Linked DNA regions of Homo sapiens: region 2 is linked to region 1. Evidence: read pairs that join two places in POLR2A ChIA-PET (ENCODE). Cell type or tissue: OCI-LY7. All regions are shown on one strand. Each heading gives the region's core, and the rest is flanking DNA. Links, peaks and the distances in the headings are about the cores only. Region 1 overlaps PDS5A (PDS5 cohesin associated factor A). Region 2 overlaps UBE2K (ubiquitin conjugating enzyme E2 K).

Region 1 (5,382 bases), core at 67-5,066:
ACTGCACTCCAGCCTGGGCAACAGAGTGAGACTTCGTCTCAAAAAAACAAACAAGAAAACCACAAAAAGTAGCTGGGCGTGGTGGCACGCACCTGTAATCCCAACTACTCGGGAGGCTAAGACACAGAATCGCTTGAACCCAGGAGGCAAAGGTTGCAGTGAGCCGAAATTGTACCACTGCACTCCAGCCTGGGTGACGGAGTGAGACTCTGTCTCAAAAAACAAAAACAAAAACAACAAAAACAAAAAAACACATATATTATGGAAGTTACCAACTTTTAAAATATCACATAATACACAAAAACAATGATATGTGTATAAGTTCCAAAGGCTGAGGGATTCTGGGTCTAGGCACAATTGTAACTGTGTAGAAGCAAACTAGCTAGGAAGCTATGAATTAATGTCAAAGACCGAATGCCAACAGCAAGGGAAAGAAATTTAGAAAATTTCTTCATTATGCTTATGTTCAACTTTCTATTGCAACAGTTATCTTGAACATTTTTTTTTTTTAAGAGACAGGGTCTTCCTCTGTCACACAGGCTAGAGTGCAATGGTGCAATCCTAGCTCACTGCTCAGGTGATACTCCCACCTCAGCCTCCCAAGTAGCTGGGACTACAGGCACCTGCCACCATACAAAGCTAATTTTTTTTTTTTTTAACGGAGTCTCACTCTGTCGCCCAGGCTGGAGTGCAGTGGTGTGATCTCAGCTCACTGCAACCTCCACCTCCCGGGTTCAAGCTATTCTCCTGCCTCAGCCTTCTGAGTACCTGGGACTACAGGCACACGCCACCAAGTCCAGCTAATTTTTGTATTTTTAGTAGAGATAGGGTTTCACCATCATGGCCAGGATGGTCTTGATCTCTTGACTTCGTGATCCACTTGCCTCGGCCTCCCAAAGTGCTGGCAGTACAGGCGTGAGCCACCACACCCAGCCTAATTTTTTATTTTTTGTAGAGGTGGGGGTCTCACCGGCCTTGAACTCCTGGCCTCAAGCAATCCTCCACCTCGCTCTCCCAAAGTGCTGTGATTACAGGCATGAGCCACCACAACTAGCTAGAACTTTCTTGATCTGTTGTCTTCAGCAAATAAAAACTATCAGGATTTCATATATTGTAACGAACTGTAGAATTGATCCCTGAAAAGTATAATCTTGGATTTCATATATTGTAAAAACTCCACTCACTCCATTAATTTTATCTTTCTGCACCAGGGAATTCAAGAAATCTTTTCTTTCCTTTTATTTTTTATTTATTTATTTTTTTTGAGATGGAGTCTTGCTATGTCGCCCAGGCTGAAGGGTAGTGGCGCCATCTCGGCTCACTGTCTCAGCCTCCTCAGTAGCTGGGAGGCGCCCGCCACCATGCCCGCTAATTTTTTTTGTATTTTTGGTAGAGACGGGGTTTCGCCATGTTGGCCAGGCTGGTCTCGAACACCTGACCTCTGGTGGTCAGCCCACCTCGGCCTCCCAAGATGCTGAGATTACAAGTATGAGCCACCGTGCCTGGCCATCTTTCCTTTTTAATAGAGTCTGGGTCTCACTATTTTGCCCAAGCTGGTCTGGAACTACAGAGCTCAAGTGATCCTCTTGCCTTGGCCTTCCAAAGTGCTGGGATTACAGGCATGTGGCACCGCACCCAGCCATGTGGAAATATTTTAATGTGCCAATAACCTCAGCCAAACTGTTTAACAATTAACTGTGAAAATAAAAGCCAACAGAAATAAAATTCATTAATGTCCTTAAACCTGTTCTCTTACTGTGAGCATTATATAGATTTCTGATACAAGATATATAAATCATAGTATTGGCCTTCATACATGTCAATGTTACTTACTTCATATATGGTTTTTAATAAGCCTTAACCTAATTTCTATTTAATTCAAGATCTTCAATTAAGACCTAAGTGAGGCTTGAAGCTTTCAACATTATTTCTGTTATTAAAATTCTATCCCCATCCCTTCCTACCCGCATTTCTCCAAACTAAAAAGGTATCACTCAATTCTGAGTTTTTGTTTTTTTTTTTTGAGACGTAGTCTCGCTCTGTTGCCCAGGATGGAGTGCAGTGGCACAATCTCAGCTCACTGCAAGCTCCGCCTCCCGGGTTCACGGCATTCTCCTGCCTCCACCTGCCCAGCAGCTGGGACTACAGACACAGTCCGCCACGCTCGACTAATTTTTGTATTTTTAGTAGAGACGGGGTTTCACTGTGTTAGCCAGGATGGTCTTGATCTCCTGACCTTGTGATCCGCCCGCCTTGGCCTCCCAAAGTGCTGGGATTACAGGCGTAAGCCACCGCGCCCGGCCTCTTCCTGAGTTTTTAAGGAAATCTAGAGTTCTTACCCCACTGAACCTCAACATGACACTTATGTTTAATTATTCTCACACAGAACTACTCTTGTTGCCAGGAAGCAATAAGTTGGCTTCATTGGAAAACATTAATTAGCTTATTTGACTGCAAATTAAAAGTAGGCAGGTTGGGCGCAGTGGATCATGCCTGTAAACCTAGCACTTTGGGAGGCCGAGGCGAGCAGATCACAAGGTCAGGAGGTTGAGACCATCCTGGCCAACATGGTGAAACCCCGTCTCTACTAAAAATACAAAAATTAGCCAGGTGTGGTGACACAAGCCTGTAATCCCATCTAGTTGGGAGGCTGAGGCACGAGAATCGCTTGAACCCAGGAGGCGGAGGTTGCAGTGAACACACCACTGCACTCCAGCCTGGCAACAGAGCGAGACTCCGTCTGGCGAGGAAGAGGGGGAATTAACCAGAGGTCGTGGCACATGCCTGTAGTCCCAGCTACTTTGGAGGCTGAGGCAGGAGAATCACTTGAACCTGGGAAGTGGAGGTTGCAGTGAGCCAAGACTGCACCACTGTGCTACAGCCTGGGCGACAGAGCAAAACTCCACCTCAAAAAAACAAAAAATAATAAAAATGGTTAAGAGAGTAAATTTTATATGTTTACCACAATTAAAAAAAAAAAAATCAGGCCGACCTGGTGGCTCACGCCTGTAATTCCAGCACTCTGGGACACCAAGGCAGGTGGATCACTGGAAGTCAGGAGTTCAAAACCAGCCTGGACCAACATGGCGAAACCCCGTCTCTTTTAAAAATACAAAAATTAGGCCAGGCACAGTGGCTCACAGCTGTAATCCCAGCACTTTGGGAGGCCGAGGCAGTTGGATCACCTGAGGTCAAGAGTTCGAGACTAGCCTGGCTAACATGGTGATACTCCATCTGTATTAAAATAACAAAAAAATTTAGCCGGGCATGGTGGCAGGCACCTATAATACCAGCTACTCAGGGGGCTGAGGCAGGAGAATCGCCTGAACCTAGAAGGCGGAGGTTGCAGTAAGCCGAGATTGCACCACTGCACTTCAGCCTGGGCAAAAATAGCCAGACTCCATCTCAAAAAAAAAAATTAGCTGCACACAGTGGCCTGTAATCCTAGCCACTCTCAAAATAATAATAATAATAAAGCAAGGATTACATTTGCCAGTGGAAATAAACGGTTGACTGGGCACAGTGGCTCATGCCTATAATCCCAACACTTTGGGAGGTTGAGGTGGGTAGAATGCTTGAGCCCAGACTGGGAAACATGGCAAAACCCTGTCTCTTCAAAAACTATAAAAATTAGCCCAGCATGGTGGTGCATGCTTGTGGTCTCAGCTACTGGGGAGCCTGAGGTAGGAGGATCACCTGAGCCTATGGAGATCCAGGCTGCAGCAGTGAGCCGTGATCACACCACTGCACTCCAGCCTAGGTACCAGAGTGGGACTCAGTCTCAAAAAGCGGGGGTGGGGGAGAGGGAGCGTCAAGAAATAGATATATAAATTGATAAACAGAACACAAAGAAATTAGCTTTTTTTTCCCCCCCAGACCGACTCTCGCTCTGTCACCAGGCTGGAGTGCAGTGGAGCAATCTTGACTCACTGCAACCTCTGCCTCCCAAGTTCAAGTGATTCTCCTGCCTCAGCCTGAAATTAGCTATTTATAAAAATTGATTAACATACAGAATTCAAATTTAACTAACTAACAAACATGGTACTTCATATACTTTTCATGGGACAAAAAGAACCACAGAGAAATTCTGTAAAGGATACTGGTAAAGTAGCTCTGTATTTAGACTGTGTTTACAGTAGGGTAGTACAAATAACCTTATGGATGTTAGAGGAAATCCAGGTTTTGCCTGTAGAAGACAGAAATATGGAATGGAGGAAGCTTAGAAGTACTCTGTGCTAGAGGTTCAAATGGAGGTAACAGACTGAACTCATGGCTGACTGGCTGATTAAATTATGTAAATAAGGGGGATGTATTTCTCAGCCCTATATACTGAAAGGGCCTGAAGAAATTATATCATAATAGCAATGCAAGCCAGACTCAGAGGCTTATGCCTATAATCCCATCACTTTCGGAGGCTGAGGTGGGAGGATGGCTTGAGGCCAAAAGTTCAAGACCAGCCTGATCAACGTAGAGCGACCCCCAAAACTACAACAAATTTAAAAAGTACATGGTGGGGTTTTGCGCCTGTAGTCCCATCTACTCCAAAGGCCAAGACAAGAGGATCACTTGAACCCAGAAGGTGCAGTGAGCCGAGATTGTGCCAGTGCACTCCAGCCTGGGCTATAGAGCAAGACTCCATCTCAAAAAATAATAATAAAATATGCCCTGGTGTGGTGGCTCACACCTATAATCCCAGCACTTTGGGAGACCAGCCTGGCCAACATGGTGAAACACATAAAAATTAGGTGGGCATGGTGGCACATGCCTGTAATCCCAGCTACTTGGGAGGCTGAGGCAGGACAATCGCTTGAACTTGGGGGACAGAGGTTGCAGTGAGCCGAGGTCGTGCCACTGCACTCCAGCCTGGGTGACAGAAAGACTCTGTCTCAAAAAATAATAATAATAATAATAAAATAATAATTTAAAAGTACACATGGTTAGCATACTTTGACTTGTCACAAGAGCTCCTGTGGTAGACTAATCATGGCTACAAATTCTTTCCTGCTTCTATTGAGAGGTAAGGCTCATCTTTTTTCTCCCCTTGAGTATGAGCTGGGTTATGACAACAGTACTTTCTTTTAACCAATAGAGTAAGGTAGAGGTGATAATGCCATTTCTGGACCAATTTCTGGCAACCTCCTCCATGGTGTCTTGGAACCCTTAGCCCAACTACTCTGCTAGAAAGACTATGTGGAAAACCCTAAAACTACATCTTACAGAAAAGAACCCAGCTGGGTCCAGCCTTTCAGCTGTTCCCACTAAGGTATCAAGCGTTTAAGTAAAGCCACTGTGGATCATCTAGACCAATCTAGTCACTAGTTGAATACCAATGAGTGAGCCCAGTAGCCATGTGTAGCAGACGCAAGCTAAACCCTGCCTGAA
Region 2 (5,382 bases), core at 325-5,324, 210 kb before region 1:
CCCTTTACGCCATTCTCCTGCCTCAGCCATCCGAGTAGTTGGGACTGCAGTAGCTGGGACTACAGGCGCCCGCCATCACGCCTGGCTAATTTTTTTTTTTTTCTTTTTTTTTCTTTTTTTTTTTTTTTTTTTGAGACGGCGTCTGGCTCTGTCGCCCAGGCTGGAGTGCAGTGGCACAATCTCGGCTCACTGCAAGCTCCGCTTCCCAGGTTCACGCCATTCTCCTGCCTCAGCCTCCCGAGTAGCTGGGACTACAGGCGCCCGCCACCGCGCCCGGCTAATTTTTTGTATTTTTAGTAGAGACGGGGTTTCACCGTGTTAGCCAGGATGGTCTCAATCTCCTGACCTTGTGATCCACCTGCCTCGCCCTCCCAAAGTGCTGGGATTACAGGCATGAGCCACTGCGCCCAGCCACCATTTTAAAGTTATAAAATGCTGTGAATTCCTTGAGTTCTGACATTATGGCATATGCTTGTTTATGAATTGAACTCAATAGTAAATAGAGGTTGATTATTCAAAATTCAAAAATCCGAGATTTGAAATGCTCCAAAATCTGAAACTTTTTGAGTGTTTACATGTCACTCAAAGAAAATGCTCGTTGGAGCATTTTGGATTTCAGATTTTCAGATAAGAAATACTCAGCATGGGCCAAGCACTGTGGCCCACTCATGCCTGTAATCCCAGCAGTTTGGGAGGCCGAGAGGGGAGGATTGCCTGAGCCCAGAAGGTTAGGACTGCAGTGAGCCATGATCGCACCACTCCACTCCAGCCTGGGCAACGGGAGTGAGACCCTGTCTCCAAAAAACAGAAAGAAAGAAAAAGAAATACTCAACCTGTATTAAGATGTGAAATGTGTGGTTATATCTCTTACAAAGCAATGTTTGATGTGGGCTCAGTGGCTCACGCCTATAATCCTAGTACTTTGGGAGCCTATGTCGGGTGGATCTCTTAAGCCCAGGAGTTCAAGACCAGCCTGGGTAATATGGTGAAACCCCCAACACTATTAGAAATAAAAGAATTGGCTGGGTGTGGTGGTGTGTGCCTATAGTCACAGCTACTTTTAAGATGGATCACCTGAGTCTGGGAAGTTGAGGTTGCAGTGAGCCACAGCAGTGAGACCTTCTCTGGGGGGGAAAAAAGGGAGAAATGTTTGTTGTACATAAGCCCTATATTACTGTCTTACTTAGCTTGCATTGTATTTGATATTTAGCCTTATAATAACATTTTTGCCGTAATATTAAGTGCACATTCATTCCATGTGAGTCGCTTACATCTGGAGATGCTTTATTAAGTAGGATGGATACAGTGTCTTTTAGGGAAGACCGGACAAACAAGGCAGAAATCACAGAAGTGTAATTAATATACTATGACAAAGGAAACTGCAGGTGTGTGGAATAGATCAGGAAGAAGTGATATGGAAAGTGAAACTTGAAGAGTAGGAATTAGTTGGGAGAAGAGGGCACAGAGGTATGTTATTGAGAAAACAAATATGTATGAAGGCCCAGAACAGGGGAAAAGTTTAATATGACTTTTTGAGCAGGAGAGTGGAGTGTGGGATAGAGGTAAAAATTGAGATTTCAGGAGTAGTCTAAGGCCAGGTTAAGAGTGTGGGCTTGGCCGGGCATGATGGCTCCATGCCTCTAATCCCAGCACTTAGGGAGGCCGAGGCGGGTGGATCACCTGAGGTCAGGAGTTTGAGACCAGCCTGGCCAACATGGCGAAACCCCATCTTGCCATGTTGGCGCTCCAAGATCGCGCCACTGCACTCCAGACTCCAGCCTGAGCGACAGCGCGAGACTCCTTCTCAAAAAAAAAGAGAGAGAGAGTGGGCCCACATGAAGGGAATGAGAGGTCATTAATGGTCCTTAAAGCAGCATAGTGATGCAAATCAGATTTGTTTTAAAGGGCTCTCTTTAGTTTTGGTGCGGAAAATAAATTGGAGGGAACAGAAGGGAAGGCAGTAAAGTCAGGAGACTGTGTAGTAACCTAGATGATGAATGATTGTCTCCTTTAATGAGAAGGTGGATGGAGAGAAGTAGGTATCTTTGAAAGTAGTAAGATTATTAAGACTGAAAAGAATCAAGCATAGCAAGAATGAAGGAATGGAAAGTATCTTATTTTCGGTATTTTAAAGTCATTGGCGAATTAAAGTGCCTTTTTAGATTGAATATGAGTTAGCAGGAGGTAAGGAAGTAGAAATAGGTAGTGTAAACAAATCAAGAAGTCACAAAGAGAAGAGAGAAGTGGAAACTCTTAGCTTCTTTCCATAAATAGCTTAGGAGCATATATTAAAGAGTCCGTTTTTTTCCAGTTGGTCGTGTTCTGTTGCCCAGGCTGTAGTACAGTGGCACGATCACGGCTTGCTGCAGCTCAACCTTTCAGATTCAAGTAATCCTCATGCCTCAGCTCCCTAGTAGCTGGGAGTACAGGTGTGTGCCACCATGCCCAGCTAATTTTTTTATTTGTAGAGACATGGTCTCACTATGTTGCCCAGGCTGGTCTCAAACTCTTGGGCTAAAGTGATCCTCCCGCCTCAGCCTCCCAAAATGTTGAGATTACAGTGTGTGAGTGCTAATTTTTGTGAAGTTCTTAGAACATTAATTGGCACATAGTAATTAATCTACTAAGTGTCAAAGAATATGGGCTCAGCTGGTCATTGTCATATGTGTCAGAGATAGGAATACAAGATCCTCCAAAAGTTCATGAGTAAGAGCTGATGAACTCTTTAATTTCATGGTGTTCCCCTAGAGTTTTAGCATTTTCACTTGTTGGTTTGTTATTCTTCCATAATGAGACAAATAATGAGATGATTGGACTCAGAATCTGGAATCAGATTGTGGGAGTTTACATTGTGCTCTGTTTAGCTATTTAATTAGATTTCTTAAACTCTAAGCCTTAGTATCTCCTCAGTGTTTGCTACATCATAATAGGCATTTCAATAATAAGAATTTGAGAAAAAATTCTACAGAAAAATTAAGAGAAGCACAGCCACTTACTATTTGTGCTTCCATTCACTGGTTTTACTTACTTTTTTCCTCAAACCTATTCTGCACCCTGCCTCACATGAAGAAAAGTGCCATTTACTATTTATGTTTTTATTTTATGTACTATTTTATTTACCAAAATGGATTTTATTCTCTGTTGTATTCTCATAGCATCTACCATTATTCTAGGTAAATTGTAAGCTCCTAGTAATTGTTGGGTTTGTTTAAAGGCGGAACATTTATTAAAGAGTTTGAAAACAACATATGTTAGTGACAACATTCAGCTTACTGGATCCTTTGTCTTCTACACCCCTTCTTTCACCTAGGCAAAATGATGTAATAGATATAGGGACCTTTCTTTTTTTAGTTTGAAGATTTCATTTTCTTGTAGTTCTACTTAAACTGTTTTATTTCTGTTACTGAAAAACTCAAGTGTGCTTTATATTCTAGGTCCGGTTTATCACTAAAATATGGCATCCTAATATTAGTTCCGTCACAGGGGCTATTTGTTTGGATATCCTGAAAGATCAATGGTAAGAGATTTTGAATTCACCTTCTCTCCTTCTCATATGAATACCAAGACTGTAAGAGTGTTAAATGTGTAATTGCCTCAAAACATATATTATACTTTATCTTGTTTGGGCAGTAACTTTAAAAGTCTCTTAAGTGCATAACTGAAAATGCATTATAATTGAGATCACAATCCATATTTAAATAGAAACTTGTTAGATAATGTTAGATGCTAGCTTTACACTTTGAAAAGCCTTGGATTTCATTTGTTATTTTGGTAAATTTGATTCTTTGCTATCTTAAGAAGATATTTGTGAAAGACTAAAAAAGTAGAAAGTAAGTATTGAAGTAGTCATATCCCCCTTAGATGGAATGTAAGTTACAAAATTGTTGCAGGTTGTGTTAATTGAGCACAGTTAAGATTTTGGTTTATGAATTCTAACAAGGAGCACCTTTGTAGGTGATGTCTTCATTTGGATAGCGGTATTGTGCTTTCACTTTTTTTGTCTGATTTGCTCTGCACAGCATTAAATGTTTTAAGAGTTCCTACTCTGGAGCCACCAGGTTCACATCTTGGCTCTCCAGTTTACCAAGCTGCATGGTTATGAGCAAATTACCTAAAGTCTGTGTGCCTTAGTGTCCTCATCTGCAAAATGGGTTGATACCCACTTCATAGAGCTCAGAGGATTAAATAAGTTACTTTATGTAATTCCCTTAGAATAGAGCTTTGCTTTTGTTTTTGTTTGTTTGTTTTGAGACAGGGTCTTGCCCTGTTGCCCAGGCTGGAGTGCAGTGGCGCAATCACAGCTCACTGCAGCCTTGACCTCTAAAGCCCAAGTAGTCCTACCACCTCAGCCTCCCAAGTAGCTGGGAATACAGGCGCATACCACCACACCTGGCTAATGTTTGTATTTTTTTTAGAGACAGGGTTCCTGTTGCCCAGGCTGGAAGCTTTGTGTAGTCTGACAATGATAAAGATGATAGTTAATTATTTAGCACATGATTTTATAGATGGAAAAACTAAGACCAAAGGTATGAAAAGTAATTGGAGTGGGAGAAAACCATAAAACTAGAAAAAATCAATTAAGTGAGTGTCTATTATGACCTTTCCTTCTGATTTTACTCTTTTACAAGAGAAGGTATAACAGAACAAAATAGAACAGCAGTTGGTAAGAAGACTTGGAGCCAAAACTGTGTTTAATGGGCCCAGCCTGGCTGCCTAATCTTCTAAAGATTATATATTATTTTTGGTACTAGAATTTTTAAGCTATGTTTTTTTGGGTGTTTTTTTTTTGTTTTTTGTTTTTTGTTTTTTGTTTTTTTTTTGAGACAGAGTTTCACTCTTGTCACCCAGGCTGGAGTGCAGTGGCACGATCTTGGCTCACTGCAACCTCTGCCTACCGGGTTCAAGCGATTCTCCTGCCTTAGCCTCCCGAGTAGCTGGGACTACAGGCGTGCGCCATCATGCCCAGCTAATTTTTGTATTTTTAGTAGAGATGAGGTTTCACCATGTTGGCCAGGCTGGTCTCAAACTCCTGAGCTCAGGTGATCCACCTGCCTCAGCCTCCCAAAGTGTTGGGATTACAGGCATGAGCCACCACACCCGGCCTAAGCTATGTGATTGATTTGTTAAGAAAGGGGAGAAAAAAAGGTACCTGAAAGAAAATCAAATAGGAATGACAGTATTTAGTGTATGGCCAGTGGTTTACTTAGTAACTGGATGAACAGACTAGAGTTACAGGTTTTGTTTTGTTTTTTTTTTCTATTCCAGTAGTATATCTGAGTAAATCCTGTCCCTCAGTAGATCATCTCTTGGGATCTGGTTTCTTGATCTGTATTTCAATATATTCTATATTCCATATAGATCAAGACTTTCTAACATAAAGCA

What was found. Peaks named below come from ENCODE experiments on the same cell type or tissue, not always from the same donor. Only the 100,000 strongest peaks of a DNase experiment are listed, where the experiment ranks them.
Region 2: POLR2A ChIA-PET joins it to region 1 with 6 read pairs; 5 of 35 experiments call an interaction of 5 or more read pairs at or near these places.

What each region holds. Positions count from the first base shown.
Region 1 is chr4:39,960,053-39,965,434 of GRCh38, forward strand. The region is part of intron 2 of PDS5A (PDS5 cohesin associated factor A); the gene reads right to left. Among named protein-coding and RNA genes, the nearest start is that of PDS5A, 15 kb to the right of the region's middle. RefSeq lists an enhancer at 1,932-1,991. In OCI-LY7, for the core only: CTCF peaks have their summits at 2,128 and 2,353; a DNase peak (open chromatin) is centred at 2,149; H3K4me3 peaks cover 1,285 bases; H3K27ac peaks cover 3,457 bases.
Region 2 is chr4:39,752,223-39,757,604 of GRCh38, forward strand. It overlaps UBE2K (ubiquitin conjugating enzyme E2 K), which reads left to right. Exons shown (of 7, transcript NM_005339.5): 4 at 3,435-3,517. Among named protein-coding and RNA genes, the nearest start is that of UBE2K, 57 kb to the left of the region's middle. In OCI-LY7, for the core only: no CTCF peak of the experiment used is centred there; a DNase peak (open chromatin) is centred at 2,309; H3K4me3 peaks cover 685 bases; H3K27ac peaks cover 1,192 bases.